Regions from separate parts of the Homo sapiens genome. Here region 2 is linked to region 1. A link is an interaction called in ENCODE POLR2A ChIA-PET data of the cell type or tissue named here. Cell type or tissue: HepG2. All regions are shown on one strand.

What was found. Peaks named below come from ENCODE experiments on the same cell type or tissue, not always from the same donor. Only the 100,000 strongest peaks of a DNase experiment are listed, where the experiment ranks them.
Region 2: POLR2A ChIA-PET joins it to region 1 with 6 read pairs; 2 of 35 experiments call an interaction of 5 or more read pairs at or near these places.

Annotation. Positions count from the first base shown.
Region 1 is chr15:64,466,788-64,470,787 of GRCh38, reverse strand. All of the region lies in intron 1 of ZNF609 (zinc finger protein 609), which reads right to left. Among named protein-coding and RNA genes, the nearest start is that of ZNF609, 8.2 kb to the right of the region's middle. In HepG2, no CTCF peak of the experiment used is centred here; a DNase peak (open chromatin) is centred at 1,507.
Region 2 is chr15:64,980,276-64,984,275 of GRCh38, reverse strand. SPG21 (SPG21 abhydrolase domain containing, maspardin) reads left to right here. Exons shown (of 9, transcript NM_016630.7): 2 at 683-769; 3 at 3,251-3,412. The coding sequence starts at 707. Among named protein-coding and RNA genes, the nearest start is that of SPG21, 7.6 kb to the left of the region's middle. In HepG2, no CTCF peak of the experiment used is centred here; a DNase peak (open chromatin) is centred at 2,265.

The sequences.
Region 1 (4,000 bases):
AACACTTTGGGAGGCCAAGGCGGGTGGATCATGAGGTCAGGAGTTCGAGACCAGCCTGAACAACATGGTGAAACCCCATCTCTACTAAAAATACAAAAATTAGCCAGGCATGGTGGCACACGCCTGTAATCCCAGCTACTCAGGAGGCTGAGGCAGGAGAATCGCCTGAACTCTGGAGGTGGAGGTTGCAGTGAACCAAGATCACGCCAACGCACTCCAGCCTGGGCAACAGAGCGACTTCATCTCAAAAAGAAAAAAAAAACTGCTTGAAAGCAAATACTTCCTAACATTACTCTCAATCTGAAAGTTCCTGAAACACTTACCAACCAGCTTTTCATTTCTCGTCTCTTTTAGGAGGGTATTTCAGAGATACCCCCTTGTTCGTCATACTTCGGCAAATGTCATCAACGTGCATTTTCAGCATTAAAAATAACGTAATTGGCTGGGTGCAGTGGCTCAAACCTGTAATCCCACCACTTTGGGAGGCTGAAGCAGGAGGATGGCTTGAGCCTAGGAGCTCAAGACTAGCCTGAGCAACATGGCAAACCATCATCTCTACAAAAAAAATTACAAAAATTAACCAAGCATGGTGGCACACTTTTGTAGTCCCAGCTACTTGGAAGGCTGAGGTGAACCCACTAGGTCAAGGCTGGGTAAGACCCTGTCAAAAATAAATAAATAACAACATAATTTTATTTTCCGAACAAAACACTGTGGGCAACTCAACTTGTACTCAGTCCCAAGAAGTTAATTCAAAGTGGAATTTCTACTGACTAGTCAAAAGTGGAAAAATATCCAACTAACCTCCATAATCAGTCCAATTTAGCTCCCAGATTTCAGATATAATAGATTATTAGATCCTTGACTGAATTTACAAAGTTACTTCTTATTGATAGATGGCAAATCCTTCCAGGTACAACTTCCTTCTCACAAGCTAAGGTTCCTTTTCTGCAGCTTTCTCAACTCCTGACCTCAAGCTGATCCACCCGCCTCGGCCTCCCAAAGTGCTAGGATTACAGGCGTGAGCCACCAAGCCAGGCCAGCCTTTTTTGCAGCTTTCTGATTTCCACTCCTATGTTTTAAGCACACTAGAAAAAGATATATGCGGCAAGTTGGTGAGCCTGCAGAATGAGGCTACAAAACCCTCCAAAAAAAGATGGCCTAATAAAAGTACAGCCTTCCAAACAAATCAAAGAGTATGAGAGTCAAGCCCCAGGGAACTGAAATTGCACTCATTAGCCCTTCTGAATACCGGCTATATTTTTGACCAGCAATAAAAAAAAAAAAGATGCTCACTTATGTTAAATATTTTTGTCCTGTTCTTCCACCATAATCTTTTTTTTTTTTTTTTTTTTTTTTTGGAAATAGGGTCTTGCTCTGTGCGAGTGAAGGCTGAATTGCAGTGGTGAGATCACAGCTCACTGCAGCCTCGACCTCCTGGGCTCAAGCGATCCTCCCATCTCTGCTTCCTGAAGAGCTGGGACCACAGTGCACACCACCTGGCTAATTATTTACGTATTTATTGAAATGGAATTTATCTCTTGTTGCCCAGGCTGGAGTGCAATGGCTTGATCTCGGCTCACTGCAACTTCTACCTCCCAAGTTTAAGCGATTCTCCTGCCTCAGCCTCCCAAGTAGCTGGGATTACAGGCATGTGCCACCACACACGGCTAATTTTGTACTTTTAGTAGAGACAAGGTTTCACCATGTTGGCCAGGCTGAATTGTGTTGTTTTTTTTTTTTTTTTTTTTAAGATATGAGGCCTCTCTGTTGCCCAGGCTGGTCTCCAACTCCTGGGCTCAAGTGATCCTCCTGCCTCAGCCTCCCAAAGTGCTAGGACTACAAGTGTCAACCTGACTCTCAATCTTGGTATCATGATATTCTACAGCTAAATGGAACCGCAGTGATCATCCTGTCTAATGTGTTCATTTCACAGATGAGGCACATGAAAACAGGGGCATGACTTGCACAAGGACAAACAGCTAATTAGAGGCACAGTAATGATCAGAATCTGGGTTTTATGACTCTCAATTCTATGATTTTTTCCCCTCTATTCTTTGAAAAGCTATACTAGCCAGGCATTGTGGCTCATGTCTGTAGTCCCAGCACTTTGGGAAACCATGGAAGGAGGACTGCTTGAGTCCAGGAATTTGAGACCAGCCTGGGCAACCAGACTGGAGTGCAGTGGCACACAACATAGTGAGACTCCATCTCTACAAAAACAATTTAAAAATTGGGCTGGTCACAGTGGCTCATGCCTATAATCCCAGCACTTTGGGAGGCCAAGGTGGGAGGATGGCTTGAGCCCAGGAGTTCAAGACAAGCCTGGGCAATGCAGCGAAACAAAAAAAAACACACAAAAAAATTAGCCAGGTGTGGTGGCATTGAGGCTGGAATGAGCTGTGATTGCACCATTGCACTCCAGCCTAGGCAACAGAGTGAGACCCTGTCTTAAGGAAGGAGAAGCAGAAGGAGGAGGAGAGAGGAGAAAATGAAGGAAGGAAGGAAGGAAAAGAAAAGAAAAGAAAGGAAAGGAAAGGAAAGGAGGAAGGAAGGAAGGAAAGAGAGGAAGGAGAGGAAGGGGAGGGAGGGAGGAAAAAAAAATTAGCTGGGTGTGGTGGCGCCTGCCTGTACTTCCAACTGCTTGGGAGGCTGAGGTAGGAGAATTGCTTGAGCTCAGGAGGTTGAGCCTGCAGTGAGCTGTGATCGTGATTGTGTCACTATGCTCCAGCCTGGTGACAGAGCAAGGCCCTGCCTCAAAAAAGAAAAAAAAAAAAAGCATACTAGTAAAGAAAACATAACACTCTTAGACAATATCTTAACTGTAACAAAGACACAGAAAAATAAAATTTCATCCACATAAAGAGAAGTGTTAGAACAGAAGAAGCAACATTTGTTCATATAGTACAGGGGTTACTTAAGGCACATATTTTCTTTTTTCTTTTTGACAGAGCCTTGCTCTGTTGCCAGACTGGAATGCAGTGGCACGATCTCCACTCACTGCAACCTCCATCTCTCAGATTCAAGCAATCATCCTTCCTCAGCCTCCCGAGTAGCTGGGACTACAGACGTGCGCCACCATGCCCAGCTAATTTTTGTATTTTTAGTAGAGACAGGATTTCACCATGTTGGCCAGGATGGTCTCGATCTCTTGACCTCATGATCCGCCCGTCTCGGCCTCCCAAAGTGCTTAGATTAGAGGCGTAAGCCACCGCACCGGGCTAAGGCACATGTTTTCTAAAGTATTTTATTAATTACCACCTGCTAGAATTTATGTCCTGTGTTTTCATCAAATGTACCTCCTTAAAAGCAGGCCACAGTGACACTTGTGGCAAAGGTCAGAAAAGTGATACTTCTGGCATAGATAACTGATGGTACAAAAGGAATCCACAAAGGTGATGCCCACAATCAAGAAGAAAGGACTGAAGAAGGGGTAGAGATATTGCTGGGAGGAAGTATTCCTGAAAAATGGAATTAAAAAAGAAAAAAACCCCAAAGAAGTTGGCCAGACACTAATGACCAGAGAACACAATAAAAAGAAGGCAGTTTCAGAGCTTGTCTGGCATCAGACAGCTCTCACCTGCAAAAGAAAGAAGGAAAAATTTCTCACAGAGACAAGAGAAAAATCCTAGGTTTGCCCCTGAGTGATGGACTAGATATGACCTGACAGGTATTTGCCATCTCTTATTTCTGGGACTCTGATCCAAGAACAAACAGCAAGAGAACCATGAAAAATTAGCCCTGTTGGATCTGGAGTTCTGCCTTGACAAGATATAAAGCTCATTCATAGATCTGACTGTGCTCATGAGACTGCAGTTCAACTCCTGCTGCTAGAGCAAGGGGAGGGGGGAAGAAAGAAAGGGGTGAGAGAGAAGGAGGTGGAGGATCTGGGTTGTGACTATAATAGCTACAGTAATTAGAGTGTTTCCAAGCTGCTAGAGAAGTCTTCAGGGTAGGGAAGTGGGATAAGAGATGGGGGTGGGGGAAAGGTAAAAGGAAG
Region 2 (4,000 bases), 510 kb before region 1:
AATGTCAAAAGATAACTGATGGTACTGCAGTTGAGAACTAAGACAGGAAGTATGGTGTCAGAAAAGGCTGTCTCACATCTGGTCCTAGCATTGCCATGTGATCTTGGGTAAGTCATTTAAATTTTCTAGACCAGATTCCTTTTCTGGAAGAACTAAGGGTGTTGGAATAATTTCTGTAAGAGCTCTTCTGGTGGCCGGGCATGGTGGCTCACGCCTGTAATCCCAACACTTTAGGAGGCTGAGGTGGGTGGATCACCTGAGGTCAGGAGTTCGAGACCAGCCTGGCCAACATGGTGAACCCCCATCCCTACTAAAAATACAAAAATTAGTTGGGCGTGGTGGCGGGCACCTGTAATCCCAGATACTCGGGAGGCTGAGGCAGGAGAATCACTTGAACTGCAGGAGGTAGAGGATGCAGTGAGCTGAGATCACGCCACTGCACTCCAGCCTGGGCAACAAGACTGAGACTGTCTCAAAAAAAAAAAAAAAAGAGTGCTTCTGATTCTGTGATTGTAGTATTTCACCAAATTGTTTTCTGTAGTTGGACTATATACTGACAAAATAGCCAGTTTCCTTGGCTTTCTTCTTTAAAATATTGTTGGTATAGCTAGATGAGACTCTACATTTAGTTCTGATGTAAACATGAATTCTTGACGTGAAATATCACATGCTTTTATTTCAGGATTAACCTCCATTTCAGCTAATCATGGGAGAGATTAAAGTCTCTCCTGATTATAACTGGTTTAGAGGTACAGTTCCCCTTAAAAAGGTATGTATGGTTTTACTATACCTCTTATTTGCAAAATCTTGTATTGTTTTTGTGTGTGATTTAGATGTCATGTCTTAGTAGTGTTTGAGAGTAAAGGTTACTGCCGAGTATCATGACTGTGGGTTGCAGAGGATTAAGTTCACTCCTTCCCTGTCATGTACAGTCAACTTTTGAGACTCATTTTAGAGTGAAAGCAAGTGTAACTGTACTCATTTTTATTTATTTATTTATTTATATTTATTTTTGAGATGGAGTCTCGCTCTGCCGTCCAGGCTGGAGTGCAGTGCACTGCATGATCTCGGCTCACTGCAACCTCTGCTTCCCAGGTTCAAGAGATTCTCCTGCCTCAACCTGCCAAGTAGCTAGGATTACAGGCATGCGCTACCACACTCAGCTAATTTTTGTATTTTTAGTAGAGGCAGAGTTTCACCATGTTGGCCAGGCTGGTCTCGAACTCCTGACCACAAGTGATCCGCCCACCTTGGCCTCCCAAAGTGCTGGGATTACAGGCGTGAGCCACCGCACCCAGCCTGTACTCATTTTTTATAATTGCTTTTACATATACAAGCAAGCAGGTATGTATGTACTCTTCTGTATAGTTTAGTGGAAAGTTTACAGCAACTGTATAGTGAGTACAGTCAGATTATATTCCTGTTCCTCAGATTTAAGAATGGGGTCACATTATAGAGCTTCTGTTTGCAATGACATACTCATTCTGCCACAGTCATCTTCTAGAAGCTTTATTTTCCTGGGATGTTTGAAAACCCAAAACACTTATATTGCAGTTGAGTATTGACTCTGCTTCCCAAATTAATCCCAGATGTTTGGGGATCACACTAGACAAAGGCAGTTCAAGTCACTGAGTAGAGTAAAACCTTTGCTGATTCCCTTGCAGGAGTGTTAGAATCCAGTGATCTTAAGATCTTTTGCAGCTGTTTGTGATGGCTCATGCCTGTAATCCTAGCACTTTAGAGACCTAGGAGGATCATTTGAGGCCAGGAGTTTGAGACCAGCCTGGGCAACATAGCGAAACTCTGTCTCTATAAAAAAATGAAAAAATTAGCCAGGCATGGTGCTGTGCACCTGTAATCCCAGCACTTTGGAAGGCCGAGGCAGGAAGATTGCTTGAGCCTAGGAATTTGAGATCAGCCTGGGCAATATGATGAGACCCTTTCTCTACAAAAACTAGAAAAAATTAACTGGGCGTGTTGGTGCACGCCTGTAGTCCCGGACACTCAGGAGGCTGAGATGGGAGGATTGCTTAAGCCCAGGAAGACAAGCTTGCAGTAAGCTGTGATCGTGCCACTGCACTCCAGCCTGGGTGACAGAGCCAGACCTTGTCTCAAAAAAAAAAAAAAAAAAAAGAAAAGAAAAGAAAAAATGTGAGTGGCAAGATACACAGGACAAAAACATGAGCGTGAGATACATTATCACCATCTGTGACCTGTGGAAGTCCAAAGGGAACTGTTAGGCCTCTCTGGACTTTGCCTTGCTCCATTTATCTGCTCCTAGTGATGCCAGTGACCCTGGTTAGTGTGCTGCCACCCACAGAGTGACACTGTGGAGTCCATAGCCCTGCTAGTGAGGAGCTCTCAGAAAAAAGAGCCTGGAGGCCTTGAGTTTTTTAATATGAAAGTAGAATAAATACTGATTTGCATTGTCAAATGTTTAAGCAGTTAATGTACTTTTCTAAATACCACCAAAAGTGAAAGCAAAAATTAAACTAGGATGCCGTGAATAATAATAATAGCTAATATTTCTAGGACACTTAACATCTGCCAGACTCTGCTGAGCACTTGTCTTACCTCAGCTTGCCTTTTTTTTTTTTAAGAGACAGGATCTCTCCCTCTGTTGCTCAGGCTGGAGTGTTGTTGTATTTTTATTTATTTATTTATGTATTTTAAAGAGACAGGATCCAGGCCGGGCGCAGTGGCTCACGCCTGTAATCCCAGCACTTTGGGAGGCCAAGGCGGGTGGATCATGAGCTCAGGAGTTCGAGACCAGCCTGACCAATATGGTGAAACCCCGTCTCTACTAAAAATACAAAAAATTAGCTGGGCATGAGGGTGTGTGCCTATAATCCCAGCTACTTGGGAGGCTGAGGCAGGAGAATCGCTTGAACCTGGGAGGCAGAGGTTGTAGTGAGCCAAGATCGTGCCACTGCACTCCAGCCTGGGCTACAGAGCGAGACTCTGTCTCAAAAAAAAAAAAAAAAAAGGAGGAGGGGGAAGAAACAGAGAAGCAGCAGCCCTTTGGAAGATTATAAAGTAGTTCTAAGTAGTTCTGTGGAATACGTTAGCCCTGAGGAAAGAAAAGGAGATCAGAGGAGTTTGTCATGCATGCTAATCTGGTGTGAGCTCCAGGTTACCTTGTAACAAACAAGGCAGTAGTAGTAAAATTGTCAGTGAAATGACAGTGTAAAATAACATAAAAAGCAAATTTATAAGGTTTTCCACTTTTTTCTTTTAACCTTCCCTCCAGATTATTGTGGATGATGATGACAGTAAGATATGGTCGCTCTATGACGCGGGCCCCCGAAGTATCAGGTGTCCTCTCATATTCCTGCCCCCTGTCAGTGGAACTGCAGATGTCTTTTTCCGGCAGATTTTGGCTCTGACTGGATGGGGTTACCGGGTTATCGCTGTAAGTATTACTGATTAAAATTCAGACCCACGTTTTGTGTGTTTTTTTTTTTTTATGCTTCTGTCTCTCATCAGCTATAGTAATGGGCACAGTTTGTTTGTTTGTTTGTTTGTTTGTTTGTTTGTTGAGATGGATTCTCACTCTGTCGCCCGGGCTGGAGTGCAGTGGCGTGATCTCTGCTCACTGCAACCTCCGTCTCCCGGGTTCAAGCGATTCTCCTGCCTCAGCCTCCCGAGTAGCTGGGATTACAGGCGCCCGCCACTACGCCCAGCTAATTTTTTGTATTTTTAGTAGAGACGGGGTTTCGCCGTGTTGGCCAGGCTGGTCTCGAACTCCTGACCTCATGATTCATCCACCTCAGCCTCGCAAAGTGCTGAGATTACAGCCACGAGCCACTGCGCCCAGCCAGGCAGTTTTTTTAATTGAGGAAAGATACTGTTTGCTTATTTTAATATGTGAGATGAAGCCTTTTGAAGGAGGCTGGTGTGAGTCCACGGTCACACAGAGATTCAGAGGGAACAAACCTCTTTTGGCAGCCTCTCCATGCCCAGCATTTACGTGCATTCTCTCCTGACGCCCTTCTCTCAA